Regions from separate parts of the Mus musculus genome. Here all the other regions are linked to region 3. Evidence: chromatin loops called from intact Hi-C (ENCODE). Cell type or tissue: heart. All regions are shown on one strand.

Region 1 (5,000 bases), 65 kb after region 3:
GGGAATGGTGAATACTTGCTCTCAGGCTAGCCCAAGTTTAGAGAGTGGCTCTAGATGTTCCTATAGACTGACTGCTTACCTCCCCTGACTCACTAAGGTGTCTCTGGAAATCCTCCACCATAGCCACAGCTTCCTCGCCAGTCTCAGGGTGATGGAGCTGTACCCAGGTCTGAAGCTCCCTGGGCAGGATGCTCAGGAACTGCTCCAGCACCAGCAGTTCCAGGATCTGTTCCTTGGTGTGGACCTCTGGCATCAGCCACCAGTGGCAGAGCTCCCTGAGCCGGCTCAGGGCTTGCTGAGGCCCAGACATCTCATGGTAGCACAACTGCCTGAAGTGCAGTCGGAATATTTCACAGACGGGAAGGTAGTTCTTCTGTCCCCATGTCTGGCTTCCTGGTTCCTGCTTCACAGTCAAGTTCCCCTCCTGCTTCTGATACATGGCAGTCCTGGGGATGATATCTAATGTCCCCCTGCCTTCCATGGTCATTGTGATCCCAAAAGAGAAGCTGGTTCCAGCTACAGCAGGCACACTGAAAATGAGTCTCTGCTTCAAACTGCGGGGGCTGTTTTTTCAGAGTCAAGAAAGGAAGTGAGGAAAGTGTCACCTACAGAAACACAAAGAGAATGATCAGAGTCCTGGAGCACCTAGCTCTTAGCTGGTAACAGGTTCTGCAGCTAGAAGCAAAGCCTCCGGGGAAGAGAAGAGTACAAACACAGAAATGACTCCAAGTGACTTCCCTTTTCAAACTATTAGTGGCTCCAGTCACCTGCAGGATAAAAGCTAACTGAATGTCTAGGCTTAGCTTTCACAGTCTTTCACATACACCTCCAACCATTTCCCCCAAGTACCCAAATTAAAAGGACATCAATGGCCTCCAAAGCAGGGTATACAAGGAAACTGGATGTTAAAGAAAATACTAAATGATTTAACTATTTAATATGTCCTGTAGTAAGCACTGAAATTCAAATAGGATTTATCTTTAATTTTTTCATAAACTTGTGCTGGGAGTGGAGGCTCAAAACTCAGCTGGTAAAGATGTACTAAAGTTTGGGGCTAACACTTTACAAATAAGGGGGTGGGGACCACACTTTACCTGTCTGCACCTTCCCTGTTTTTTCCCGTCATTTCTGACAAACTCTTAATCAAGTGTCAAGACTCCGAATAAATAACACCTCTCTTGAAGGATATTTTCCTGCTTTCCCCAGATATAAAACAATGGCTCATTTCCCTTGCTGTACCTCATACTATAACAGTGTACTTCAACTGTTTATGAGGAACTCACCAGTCATGGCCTCTAAACTACTGGAGGGTCACCCAAAGGGAGGAACTAGTATTAAAACTTTTGGAAGTCTTTTCTACTTAACTTGGAACTTAACTTTAACTTTCTGGTCTCTCCGGGCATACCACTGTTTATAGCTTCAGTAATCCCACGGACTACTCTCCACCCATAACTCTGTTGGATCACTTCTCTTAATGCAATTGTTTGCAGTTTACTCAGGGCTCTGTTTCCTGCGAAGATTCAAAAGGCAGGACTGCTTCCCAGTCCTGCACGCGTGCATATGTGTTACACAGGGAGAGAGATATGTTACACGAATGTGGTTAGTTTAGTGGACAAAATTTGGGAAAAGCCATTTTCCTTTCCGTTTATGCATGCCATTTGAAAACCAGATCCTCTGGGGCAACTAGGATGTGTGCCGTGGTTTGAGATATCAGATATCAGGCACTGGAGACCCCAGGGTTAGACATTTTCCTCTGAGCCTGTTTTGTTTTGTTTTGTTTTGTTTTGTTTTTAAGACAGATGGAGTAATCTGTGAACTCTCCGAGAGTACACAAGAGCACAGGACACTTTCCTGCGGTCCTTACTGTGCCGAGTGCTAAGCGGCAGGTCTCGCTGCACGTCTAATCTGCGAGCTCGCGTGGGGCTCACTCCAGAGTCACGGTCCTGCCTCGGTAGCCGCTCACCTGGCCGCGTCTGCCCCGTGCAGCGCTGACGCACGGGAGCCAACAACTCGAGCCGACCCCAAGCCGAGCGACCACAACACGAGGACGACGCGGCTCCGCCTCGGGTAAGCACCCCGGCACCGCCCGCGTCGCGGCCCGAGTGCGGGCCGCACTTTCCACCGCGTCGCCACCGTCATGCGTGACGGCTCAACGGCCCCACACACCTCCAGGACACTAGGAAATGGCAACGACGGCGGGACGGGAAGCATGAGAGCATCACTTCCGGTACCTCCTGGATTCCGGAAGTCTTGGTTGCCAAGGTGAGCAATAATCTTGAACGCTAAGATTTTTTTTTACCCAGGGAACATCTGGGGCACAAGAGGGTGTCATGCTGAACTTAGAGTCATTCAGATTCCAGAGACCTCACTCTTGACATAAAAAGGTCAAAAAAAGCAAAGCCATACTTTCCAACAATCAGACTTTGACAGACCAGCCTGTCCCTGATGATGCCCTATACAATTAGAGCCCAATTCCTAATTGTGTTACAGCTCGGTTCCATTAAGGGGAAGGTTCCCGCAACTGTACAGTTCTGCTTGAGCAGGCAAAGGTTCCCCCGATGTAAGTGTTACAGCTTTCCTGGGAAAGGTACCCTGGCAATCGGGAGTCAAGGAATACCACAAAGTCACACCACACAACAAATCTCACATAGATTTATCGGAAGGGAAAACCCAGAAGAGTGGCTGCCTCTGCTCAGGCAAGGAGCAGGGGGAACTGAGGAGAAGGCAGGCCTTATATAGGTTTCAGTGAGGGATGGGACTTCTGGGGCAGTCTGGGATTTGTGGGATTCTAGTCAGAGTTTGGGGCAAACTCAGGGATTGGTGGAACTGTTTCTTGGGGTCTAGGGGTCAAGTCTGGGTCAGGGTGTTCTTTCCTTGGCTCTTTTACCCTAAATTTATCTCTGAGGTCATCTCACCTCAAAGTGCCAGTCTCAGGAAGGATTAATTGTGTTATAAAGTTTGCTATCTAACAAGATGGAGAACTTTATTTACTATAAAAGGGTAGGTCCCTCTCAGAGGACAATTCTCTGAGAATTCAAATTTGTTATGACTTTCTTTATTGAAATTTCTTTAACTATTATAGTTTTGTAAATACTTTTATTCCTGTGCTTTGGATTTATAAAATACACATTTATGGGCTCAAATAGCACAATCTGTGGCCCTGATTCTTTGTGTGTAAGGTGTGATGCTTACTGCTTGCTTTTTTGATTCACAGGTTAGTAAAATATATATATATATATCACATGATATAATGATCTAATACAAAGGGTCTTAATATTTTGTTCAACCAATTTCAATTCATTTACAGAGAAACAACATTCTTACTCCAGGATGACACGAGCTTCCCCCTCTACCCTGTTCTGCTGTCAGGAGGTCCAGCATCCTTCTATTTCGTAGTACAACCCTGGGAGTGGTGGTCATCTGTATCTGGGGAATAATTATAACAGGAATGCTGAGGTAGGGGCCCCTCAAAGAGGGGGACCTCCTATGAGGGTTTATTAAAGGAGAAACCTGGGTCTGAGGAGGAACCATGCGAGGTAGCATGAACAGGAGTCATTACTAAGAGGGGATCCAAAAGGGATGCACAGAAAAAACATAGAGAGGCATTTTAGATGGGATGTGAGGAGCAATAATAGATCAGAAGCGCATTGAACATGTTGTAGCCAGGATTGGGCATTTCTTCTCAGTTGTATTTCCTGTTCAAGAATGGTTTTATGGGTTCATGTGGACTGCTCCAGGTATCGAGAGATATGAGCAGAGGGGCATGCAGCGCAACTGGTGGGATATAGCTTCCCCATGATTCCCATTCTCCATATTTCATCCCAGGGGTCATCTATAACAATGAGACAGTTATTCAGGTTTTGAAATAGGCTATTTCTTTCTTTCTTCTTTATGTAAAACCATCAATTTGTATTTATTTAATATACATTGTAAGGGTTCAAGCAGACTTAATTTAAAAAAAAAAAAACACAGCTTAGAAATCATTTCTGTGAGAGCTGAGTTCAATTTTATAGGATCAATAACAGCGGCCGCCATAAAAAATCCTGATCTGTGAGGCAGCCTGCTTCTCCTTTATGACCCTTTTGTCAATAGGGAAGGCAGAGAAAGGGGTTTAGGGTTACAGACATGGGGTTAGGATAGACAGGAATAGAAATAGAGCTTTAGCATGCGTGGTTGGCACCGTCTGCAGACATGAGTTCCTGGTTCTTGCTGTCATAGGTTTGCTGAAAGGAAAAACACTAGTGGTGGATGTTGGAGAGAGAATTAGGGGTTTGATCAGTGGTGGGACAGGCCTGTGATATAACAAAGACTGTGTCGTTAAAACAGCAGAGAGAGCCTGGCGGTGGTGGCGTACACCTTTAATCCCAGCACTTGGGAGGCAGAGGCAGGCAGATTTTTGAGTTTGAGGCCAGCCTGGTCTACAAAGTGAGTTCCAGGACAGCCAGGGCTACACAGAGAAACCCTGTCTCAAAAAAAAAAAAAAAAAACCACCAAACAAAACAAACAAACAAAAACCAAAGCGGGGAGGGGGGGGCTTGAGGAGGGCATGTGCATTGTGCAGTAATTACCAGATTATGCATGCCATTCCAGGTGACCTTGTTGCTTGGATGTGGATGTCTCCTTCTGGGTCTCTTCCTTCGATTTACTGTCAGTGATAGGCAGGTCATTTTCTTGATGGGTGTCCATGTTCGTGTTTAGACTAAGGCTGATCCTGTGTGTATAAACAAACAAAACCCTTCCCACCATGAGGACGGTTCAGGTCCCTTCCAGATCCTGTCTAGGGACTCCTACCATCTCACCAAGAAGTATGTGTGGGATTAGTTGTGGTGATTCCAATGAAGAATAATGGGGGAGGGTATTTTTGTGTTTTTATACACATTAAGAATATTTAGTGTTGTTAGGGCCTTTGTCAACTGAACATAAGGAGGGTAAGAGGCATGTTGCCTTTTTTAAATCTGGGGTTTGAGGGTTTGGTCTGCTCTTTTAATTATACCTAGTCC
Region 2 (5,000 bases), 150 kb after region 3:
TATTTAAAAACGTTTTACGTGTGAGGATGTGGTTTAGTTATTTTTCTGTTGCTGTGATTAAAAAACAAAACAAAACCCTGCAATATAAGAAGAGTTTATTTTGGCGTAGTTTCAGGAGGGGATACAATCCGTATGTGTGTGTGTGTGTGTGTGTTGTCCTTCTTCCAACTTCCTAACCTTCTGTAACCTTCTGGAAGAGTGCTACAAGCTACTTATGACTTTCTTTTGTTCTGTGACTAAAAGCCCATGTAACTGCTTTTATGTTAGAATATATTATTCAGGGAAAACTGAATATATCTTCCCAGGCTATAGTCATTCATATTTGATATGTAATATGAACACTTTCTATAATTACTACCTTTGTGGGAAGAGATTTTTTTTTCTGTTAGCACCCTTAGCTTAAATGAAAGCCTTTTCTTAATAAGTTCTTCTGCAGTGTAAATCAAGATCTCAGCTTCAACTGAGTAAAATCCTTGAAAGAACTCAGTCTGTCTCTTCAATTGCTGCAGTCAGTTACACAGAGAATCAAAGACTCAGAAGATTGGAGACACTGCTTTAGCACAGGGGCAGGTTCTGGGAAACGCTAGAGATACCAGACCTAACAGTCTATTGCAGCTATGTCAGCTGCAGGAGTTCTGTCTGCAGACAGATTCTCATGACGGCTACCAGTACTCCACAGAATACACTGCCCTTCCACTTAGAGAAAACCTCAGGTAGGCTACAGATGGACAAGAGGCACTCCTAACTCTCTCATCAGACTCAGAAGGCATTCTGAGTCCTTAATTTATCACTTCACCAGTGCTTCCATGTTAGGTCCAGGGTAAAACAACGAGCATTTGTTGTGTTCACTAAACTTAGTTTGAGGAAAGGGTAGAGAAGCAGGACACAGACACAAGTAGATAACTGTAAAACAAAGCAGTAAATGCAATGATTCCGACTTTCAGAGTAACAGGAGACTTCCTGAGGCTACACCTATAGGGCAGGGAGGGCACCCTGGAGAGCCTTGTCCTAAAGAAATGATCTACTGTGTGGACAGAAGGTAGATATGGAAGGATAAAATTCGTTTACAAGCCAGTATAAATGACTACCCGAATCTACTTAATAGTGGTATTATTTTCTGTTCCATTCCTTCCTTTCTTTCTTCAAGGTCTGCAACTCTCTACGTAGCTCAGGCTGGTCTGGAACTTGCTTTGTAGATCTAACAGCCTCTGTCCATTATTTTTGACAAGCACAGAAATTATCAAATAGAGGTCTTCAACACTGAGCTTTGGCCCCTTGGCACAATCTGTATTTGAAAGTAACTTATTTCAATTAACTTAACTTCACACTAACTTCACTTTAGTTATGGTTTCCCTTTGTAACTATCTTGGAATTTTTCTTTAGAAAAAAAAATTCTTCTCTCAAGTAATGATAAAACCATACCTAACTACCTTTCTTTTCTTTTCCTTTCTGTTTGTTTGTTTGTTTGTTTGTTTTTGGAGACAGGATATCACTTTGTAGACTTGGCTGGCATCCAACTCAGAGAGATCTACCTGCTTCTGCCTCTGGAGTACTGGGATTAAAAGCATGCACCCTCTCACCCAGAGACCAGGATTTAAAAAAAAAAAAATGCTTTTAGGCTTTCTACTTAGAGTAGGGAACCAAGTAAACAACCAGAGCAAAACCAGGAGACAGTATTAGACATATCAATGATAACAAGTTCCATTTGTTTGTTTTTGGAGACAAAGTTTCTCTGTGTAACACCCCTAGCTGTCCTGGACCTCATTCTGTAGACCATGCTGGCCTTGAACTCACAGAGATCCAACTGTCTCTGCCTCCTGTTGCCTCCCATTGCTGGGATTAATGACACTCCACCATCGCCTGGCTAGATAACAAATTCTTTAGCTTTCCTTTTGTATCTTGCTGGAGAGTTAAATCATAACTACAAACTCTACAGTTTCAAGAAGGATTCAGGCACTTCTGGCCCAGCCTGACCTAATATATACAGGCACTGGTGCTACTCCAAGGTCCAATTACACCCACTGAACCCTAAGATCTGGCACAAGAGAAAAAATTACGACAAAAACTCTTCGGACCTGCTGTTGCCCCCTCAAACCATTTTCATCTTATAGGTTAGTGTAGGGCATGTCTTCTGGGCCTTTCCATTATGAGGGATCAGGTTTTTCAGAGAGTACCCACTCTAGCACTGCAATTTCCCTGAGCTTAAAACTCCTTCATCAACACTAAGCCAAGGGATGGCAGGCATCTCCAGTTCCTTTTCAGTAGGCCATCTGTAGACAAATCTAACCAACCAACCAGCCAACCAAACTTTGACACCTTTTTAAAACTATATGAACTCCACATTAAATCTGGAATCTCCAATCGGTGGTCTCAAACTGATAAAATTCAGCCTGATCCTGTTTCCTTTTACCATTATCCTACAATCTTAAACCCATTCGCACACACACATTCCACAGATGTCTTGAATGAATTAGCACACTCCTTAAGCTCTTTAGTGGTGAAGTGCACTTGAGTAATCTACGCCTCAGACTCCCCTCTGAGAGTCTACTTAGCCATAAGTTTGATTACAGGTCTAGAGGTGAATGGACAGGTCCGCAACTTGGGGTGCAGCTCCTCCCAGGGCCCCACCAGCCTCAAGGCTCTCCCAGCAGCAGCCTAAACCCAGCTCCCATCTGACAGCCTCGCCTACGCCTCAGCACGCACAGGCCAAGGCCTGTGTGGCAAGTGTGGAGTCCCTGGGCAACTTTCGCTCTGCAGGGAGCTCCTGACAGGTCTGGCCCACTGTCTCAGAGGCCTGGGTTCGTGCTTGGACGCCCCGACACTTGGAGCCGGCAGGCCGCACGAACCATGCTCATTGGCTAAGGCGGACCGACCTTCCTCCTAGAACGCCTGCGCAAGGCCGGCAAGCGGCTCCCAGCCAGGACGTCGGCTCTCAGCGGCCTCCCACCCCGCTTCAAAGCGGTGTCCTTACCCCGCTATCTGCGGGTTTCCGAAGGCAGCTTCGGGAGACACAAGCCGGTTCTTCCGGCCGACTAGGTCTGAGGGAGAAAGATGATTGGCAGGCAGGTGGGAGGACGATAAGCAAAGGTAAAGGAGTAGCGGGAGGCAGGGGCGGGGCCAAAGCGCGCACGCGCAGCCCCTGGTGGGGAGGGGGGAAGGGGCGGAGCTATGCAAGGCGCTCTGGTGACGCAGTTCTTGCTGAGCAGCCGTTGGTAGTCTTGGTAGGCTTCCCAGATGCAGCTGAGTGTGAAAGATCCGGTTCCTCTGGCTTACATTTCCCACTTGACTTTTCCTCAATCTAATCTATTTGAGATAGTTTAATTATTTGGGACAGTGGCTCACACTGTAACCCACGCTGGCCTTGAACTTGCGGCAATTCTCCTGCTTCAGCCTCCTACGTGCTTTGATTACAGGCATGACACATCGCGACTCCTTACTAGGCTGTTTTTAAACGTTCAGTGTACTCAGCATGGGCTTTTTACTGCTTTATTGGACGTCTGTAACTGATCTCCAGACCTGCAAATGATGGAATATAAACTGCTTTTCGCTTTGCTACCTCTTGGCTTGGTCAACCAGCAAGAAGCCATCCCACCCCTTCTCTCAGATCTTCATTCTCCTGAAGACGACCTTGCGGCCCACATCGTGTCCTTTGTCTGCAGGAGCATAGTTTACAATTGCCCACCTGTCTCTGAGGCAGTGTGTGCGCCACATGTCACGCAAGCTTAAGAGTGCTGGGACTCAATTTTCCTGCCCTTGTGAGACTGTAGATTTAAGGACACTGCCTCTACCCATTTTGAGAACTCCTTTAAATACTTGTCCCATTTATTACCCTATTTAGGGCTTTTCCCCTCTAGACGACTTGAATTTGTGGCGTACAGTACTATTTAGAGTGAGGACTATGTTAAAGAGAATAGGCTACAGATACTGAAGGTGGTTTCTGAAGGAGTTTTTGTTTTTTGTTTTGAGACGGGATTTCTCCGTGTAGTCCTGTAGACAAGGCTGGCCTTGAAGAGAGATCTGCTGGCCTCTGCCTCCTGAGTGCTGGGATCAAAGGCATGGGCCACCACCACCTGACAACTTCTGAAGTTTTAACTTCTTAGTGTTTTGGGACAATCCTTGTTAGATATTTATATTTTGGCACATTTGTTTAAAATATTTTCATTAGCAATGTCCTTAGTCACATATTATCATAAAGCATACAGTACTGTGCTGCCAGGTCGACCAACAGATGAAAGTGTTTGCTATCAGACCCTCCAGCCTGACCACTGTGGTTTGATTACCGTAACTAGATGGAGGTGGAAGGAAAGAACAGATTCCAAAAACGCTGTCCTGCAAAAATCCACATGGATGTGTGCTCCTCCCACAACGTACACGTAATAGTCATATGAGACCCACTGAAAGGGAGCTGTTAGGAGGGTAACTTAGACATTTGGTGGGGTGCCCTGGATCTTTGTGTTTTCAGTCTGTGCTGCTGCTTTATGTTAACTTCACACATGCTAGAGTCCTTAGAGAAGAGGGAGCCGCGATGGAGAAAACACCTCTGGAGATCACACTGCAGGAAAGCATTTTCTTAGTGACTGATGTAAGAGGTCCCAGCCCACTGTGAGTGGTGCCATCCATGGGCTGGTGGTCCTGGGTTCTAGAAAACAACCCTGAGATTCCACCTCGCAACAGTCTGAATGGCTAAGATCAAAAATTCAGGTGACAGCAGATGCTGGGGAGGATGTGGAGAAAGAGGAACACTCCTCCACTGCTGGTGGGATTGCAAGCTGGTAGAACCACTCTAGAAATCAGTTTGGCTGTTCCTCAGAAAACTGGACATAGTACTACTGGAGGACCCAGCTATACCACTCCTGGGTATATACCTAGAAGATGCTCCAGCATGTAATAAGGATACATGCTCCACTATGTTCATAGCAGCCTTATTTATAATAGCCAGAAGCTGGAAAGAACCTAGATGTCCCTCAACAGAGGAATGGATACATTTGGTACATTTACAT
Region 3 (5,000 bases):
TATTTTATTTCAATTTCAAATTGATTTCAATCAATCATCAGTCAGCCATGATGGAGTAGCAAAAACTGGATTTACTTAAGTAACTAGGAAACTGGACCAAAAATATGCAACAAGTCCTCAACACTGGACAACAGACAACAAAGTAAAGTGACTCTGGATCACAAGGCACAGTAAAGGTGGAGAGTCCACAGAGAGCTTGCTTATCTGGCTGAGCTGAGGAGAAATGGTTCAGAGTTTGGAAAAGTAAATGCAGCTAGATTCCGTGGGACGAAAACTGGAGAAGTGCAGGAAGAGAACCCACTCTGGATCTGCAGAGACCTCCTTAAGTGATCAGATGTTAAAGGGGGAGAAGCTGGGATAATGTTTTGTATGCTGTGAAAGGTATGTCTCTGCCCTTCCTCACTTAACCTAAGGCGTTCACTGGTTGGCTTTAATAAAGAGCTGATGATGTCCTAGAGCTAGGCAGGAAAGGAGAGACAGGACATGCCTTCACAGTATACAAAACATGTTACCCCAACAAATAGGCATGTGTGTACATGTTTGTGTTGAGTTACAAAGAGTCACGAAAGAAAACGTTTAACCCTCCACCCCAACAGTGAAGAGTTTCAGGGAAGAGGCCTCTGGTGCATGGCTTGAAACTGACCACCTCAGAGGCAGAGGAAGGAGGATCTCAGAGTTAGAGGTCAGTCTGGTTTATAAACCAAGTACCAGGATGTCGGAAACTATGCAGAGATTTTGTCTTAAAAAACAAACAAACAAGCAAACAAACTTCAGAGAAGTAGGCAGCTCTGGTATAATTCCTGAAACCTGAAAAGATGTATTGAGAAATGCTAGGACTTGAACACAGGCATTCTGGAATTCTTATTTCCTACCATCAGCCACCTCACTATACTATCTGTTGACCCAAGGTTAAAGTATAAAGTCTTATTATGAGGCTATCATAAAGTTGTGGCTTTACAAGGAAATCCTCTGTATACATTCACTGTACATCTTTTTCAACTTTGAGGTCATTTTTGTGTCTGCCTAGAAACATGTTAAACACTATTCATAGGTGTTTTACTCATGATAATTCAACTTAGAAACCCAAGTTCAAAAAAAAAAAAGAGTGAACTAAAGGGCAATCAAAAGGAGAACAAGTTGTAACATGCTTACCTAGTACAACACTAAACAGCAGTGATAGCTGCTGCTGCCTATCATGTGCCCACAGGCACAAAGTGTCAGGACAGTTACTACAACAAGAAAAAGAATATATGTACCATGCTCATGAGCTTCAAGAATAGGTAAAACTAATCGGTGAGGGTAGAAATCAGAAGACTGGCTGAGGCCGAAGGAGTTACTGACTGACTACAAGGCTATCGCTGTCCTAGCACTTGGGAGGTGAAATCCTGAGGATCAGAAGCTCCAGGCCCTGTCTGGCTTCACAGAAACCTTAAGACGAGCCTAGATTTTAAAAAGAATTTAAGCTCTATCATGTACTAGTTTGTACGCTTAAATTCTCTTACTGCTGAAGAGGTAGAGGAGACAGGCTACTTTAAATAGAGGAAAAGATCACACAGAGCTGTTCAAATATCAGTGTAATAGACTTAAAGGGTTACTAAAACAATTCATCAGGAAACAATAACAATTGACAAAGAGCTACAAACATGAACACTATTGTAAATTTCAAATGTATAATTTCACAATTTTCTCAAGTATCTCATTTTATTCTCAAATCTTATAATCAGCCGAAAAACAAAGGAAAAAAAAAAAAACCACACATGCCAGCACCCATATTCAGAAGCTCACAACCACTCATAATGCTAGCTCTAGAGTATCCAACCACTCCACGGCCATCTTCACCCACACAAGCAACCTACACACAAACTACACTCGCAGCTGTGCACACATATACACATGCATGTGCACTCACATACACACCAATAATTAAAAATAATTTAAGAAAGATAATAGGCAATATAAGAGGTGGCACTCATATACGTTGGAAGTGGGGGATTAAATCAATCTCTTTGTGATGAAAACAGATTAATATATATATTAGTCTACTCATAATCTGCACTTCTTTTTTCTATGTTTTTTTCCTCAGCCATCAATCACAATCTAAAACAACTAAATAGAAAATTCAGAATGAAACAATTTCTAAGCCTTTTTTTTTTTTTTTTTTTAAACAAGGTCTCAATATAAAGCCTCATGCTACACAACTCTTTTTAGCCAGGTACTATAAACACTACTCTCCTAACAGTCTCAGCCATTTGTTATTAGATCAAGTGGCTATATCACAATGCTTGTGTTCAAGTGACTTTTGGATACTAACTCTGTCATACTGTCTACAGAATTTCTCTCAGCAAGTAGACACCGTAGAATCTCATAGGATAAAAGACCGGTATAATAAGACACTATGTCAAAGACTACTTTCAAATAACTATTACTGTCTATTACTATAATTGAGGCAAAGACTACTTTCAAATAACTATTACTGTCTATTACTATAATTGAGGTATTTTAGTATTAGCTAATCTTAGTACACTTAGTTTACAGAGCACATTATCTATAGGGTTCTGTACTAAGATACAGTTCTGGTTTCAGGAACTCATGAAGTCTTGCATGAAGAATGGGAACTGTTGTAAAGGGACCGTTGCAATTCGCTTTAAAGTTCCCTCCTCTGAGGGTAGGCCACCGAAGGGAACACAAATCCCTTCCCTTCAAAAAAGGCAGAAATAGGTAATCAAGCATCAAGTGCAGCGCAAGGGCCGCCCTCAGGACACCAGAAGCCAGCAAGGAAACAGCAGGGTCCCATGCACAGAGAAGAGCGCTCGGGTGTAGGGTGGCCGAGGCGGGACGCCCGCGCTCCGTGAGGAACTCGGGTTCCCACTGCGTGTGCCGTCGTCGCCCTCGCGGGGCGCCCTAAGAGGTGACGCCCCGTAGCACCGGCATCTGCCAGCGGCGATGAGTTCACCAGGCAGGCTCGCAACTTACATTTGCAGCCGGGGGCCATGGCGACCCCGTCCGAGATTCGCTTACGCCAGGACCACCAGAATCCTCCCTTCAAGATGGCCGCAGATTTGAATTTGGCGCCCCAACGGACCACGCCTCCTGGGCGTGGTCGGATGGCGTCACTAACACGGTCTACGTCAGAAGTCCGCGCGGGCGACAGACACTTTGTACCCTGCCAAGTCTGCCGAGTGCTATTTATTGTTGGTCAGAACCAGAACTACCATGAGCAAGCGGAACCAAGTGTCCTATGTGCGGCCCGCAGAGCCCGCCTTCCTGTCCCGCTTCAAAGAGAGAGTCGGCTACAAGGAGGGGCCCACCGTAGAGACCAAGGTGAGGCCGCGGGAGTCGCCCCGAGTCAGACCCTCTATCTCCACCCCACTTCCGGCTCCTCGGTGCCGACGTAACTGACAGGTCCCTCACTCGCGACCAGCCGGACCCCAGGTCTGGCCTCTCGGGTCCAGGAATTCTTACTTGCAGGGTGCTATTCTTGAAAACGACCTAGCCCTAGTAGCTAGTCTAGACAGCTTTTCTGTCCTTTCTTACTTGCGGATCTCACTTTACCTGAGCAAGGTGATTGACAGCGTCGTCCCCTTTTTCAGATAAGGAGACCGAAGCCACTTGATTAAACGACTCGAATCAGGAGTCTTTGAAGGAATCAGCCAGGACTAGTAGAACCCCTGCTGTTTACCAAGCTGTGTGTCTCAAGATAGGGAAATGAAACAGTACTTCTCAAAGGGGGTTGTCTAATGAAGGTAACATTGAAAACACAATGCGTTCTTGCTGCCGAGAAGCTATGCACAGGTCAAACAAGAGGACATGCAGTTGTGTTCAAAAGCGCATCTAGGGATTCTTTAGTTTTGAGGGCTAGCTATGTAAGAGATGGCCTGGAGCATCCTAGACACAGTTTGAGAAAAAAAGACAGACATAATGGACAGTTGAGTACTCAAACTTAGTTGTCTAGACTCTTAGAAGCTGTGAAAGTTACATGGGATAAAATATAGTAGTGGGCAAAGGCCAAGTCATGCAGGGTATTCCCCATAAGATGACTGCCCAAAATTAAATATTAGACAGTTGCTTGAAAAATGAGATAATTCTGTATTTATCTCAAAGTATGCAAAACCTTTCTTAGTTAAAAAGTAGAAATGTTTTGACTTAGCTGACAAAATATAATTGTTACATTTGTACAGTGAGTACTAGGTTTCTGTTTGATAAATTTCAAAAGTTAAACAATTATGTACAGTATTGTTTATGTACAAAACCTTTTATATAACTATTTGTGTGTCCTTGAATAGCAGCTAATAGTATCTGCTGGGCAGTGGTGGCACATGTCTTTGAATCCTAGAACTCAGAATGAAGAAGCAGGCAGATCTCTGACTTCCAGACCAGCCTGATCTACAAATGGAGTTGCAGGGCAATGAAGGCTAAACAGAGGAAACCCTGTCTTGAAAAACAAACAAAGATATCTACAAAACTGAAGCTGTTAGTATATCAAATGAGCAGAGGTAGGGGAAAATATAATTTTCCTGTTATTTTCTGTACTTTTGTGGCTTGGATGGTAAAGTCAGGTTGTTGGTGTTTTGTTGGTTTTTGTTGTTGTTGTTTTATCAAATCCAGACAAGACAGGGATGAAAAATATTGATTAGAAAAGAGGAAGCAAGATGATGTGGCACTGCCTTCAATAGTCTAGATAGAAATTAATCCCACTGGAGAAGTTTCCCAGTTTCTGTTTTCTGGTATAGTAAAAATAAACTCTTTGGAGTTTATTTTTAATTAAAATTTTATCTTCTATTCATTTCAAGGATCATTATCCATTTTGCTTTTGTTCTAGTTTTGCTTGTTTGTTTGTTTTGTTATCAAGACAGGGTTTCTCTTTGTAGTCTTGGCTGGCCTGGAAATCACTGTGTAGACCAGGCTGGCCTCAAACTCACAGAGATCGGTCTGCCTCTGCCTCCTGAGTGCTAGGATTAAAGGTATACACAACCACTGCCCAGCCCACTTCACTTTAAAAA

Evidence for each region. Hi-C counts contacts between places; a loop is a spot of excess contacts. Peaks named below come from ENCODE experiments on the same cell type or tissue, not always from the same donor. Only the 100,000 strongest peaks of a DNase experiment are listed, where the experiment ranks them.
Region 1: a loop joins it to region 3, with 2.3 times the contacts of the local background. A loop is called at or near these places in 4 of 42 quality-filtered maps.
Region 2: a loop joins it to region 3, with 4 times the contacts of the local background. A loop is called at or near these places in 7 of 42 quality-filtered maps.

Annotation. Positions count from the first base shown.
Region 1 is chr9:122,884,029-122,889,028 of GRCm38, reverse strand. It overlaps Zkscan7 (zinc finger with KRAB and SCAN domains 7), which reads right to left and starts at 2,211. Exons shown (of 6, transcript NM_001177505.2): 1 at 1,964-2,211; 2 at 80-605. The coding sequence starts at 487. It also overlaps a transcript of Zfp445 not described here. In heart, no CTCF peak of the experiment used is centred here; a DNase peak (open chromatin) is centred at 2,128; H3K4me3 peaks cover 1,363 bases; H3K27ac peaks cover 1,252 bases.
Region 2 is chr9:122,803,660-122,808,659 of GRCm38, reverse strand. It overlaps Tcaim (T cell activation inhibitor, mitochondrial), which reads right to left and starts at 3,113. Exons shown (of 11, transcript NM_001013405.2): 1 at 2,972-3,113. In heart, no CTCF peak of the experiment used is centred here; DNase peaks (open chromatin) are centred at 2,899 and 3,009; H3K4me3 peaks cover 1,670 bases; H3K27ac peaks cover 1,326 bases.
Region 3 is chr9:122,949,126-122,954,125 of GRCm38, reverse strand. 1110059G10Rik (RIKEN cDNA 1110059G10 gene) reads left to right here and starts at 3,126. Exons shown (of 3, transcript NM_025419.4): 1 at 3,126-3,321. The coding sequence starts at 3,214. Kif15 (kinesin family member 15) reads right to left here and starts at 3,045. Exons shown (of 35, transcript NM_010620.1): 1 at 2,974-3,045. The coding sequence starts at 2,992. In heart, a CTCF peak has its summit at 2,949; a DNase peak (open chromatin) is centred at 3,115; H3K4me3 peaks cover 2,973 bases; H3K27ac peaks cover 1,676 bases.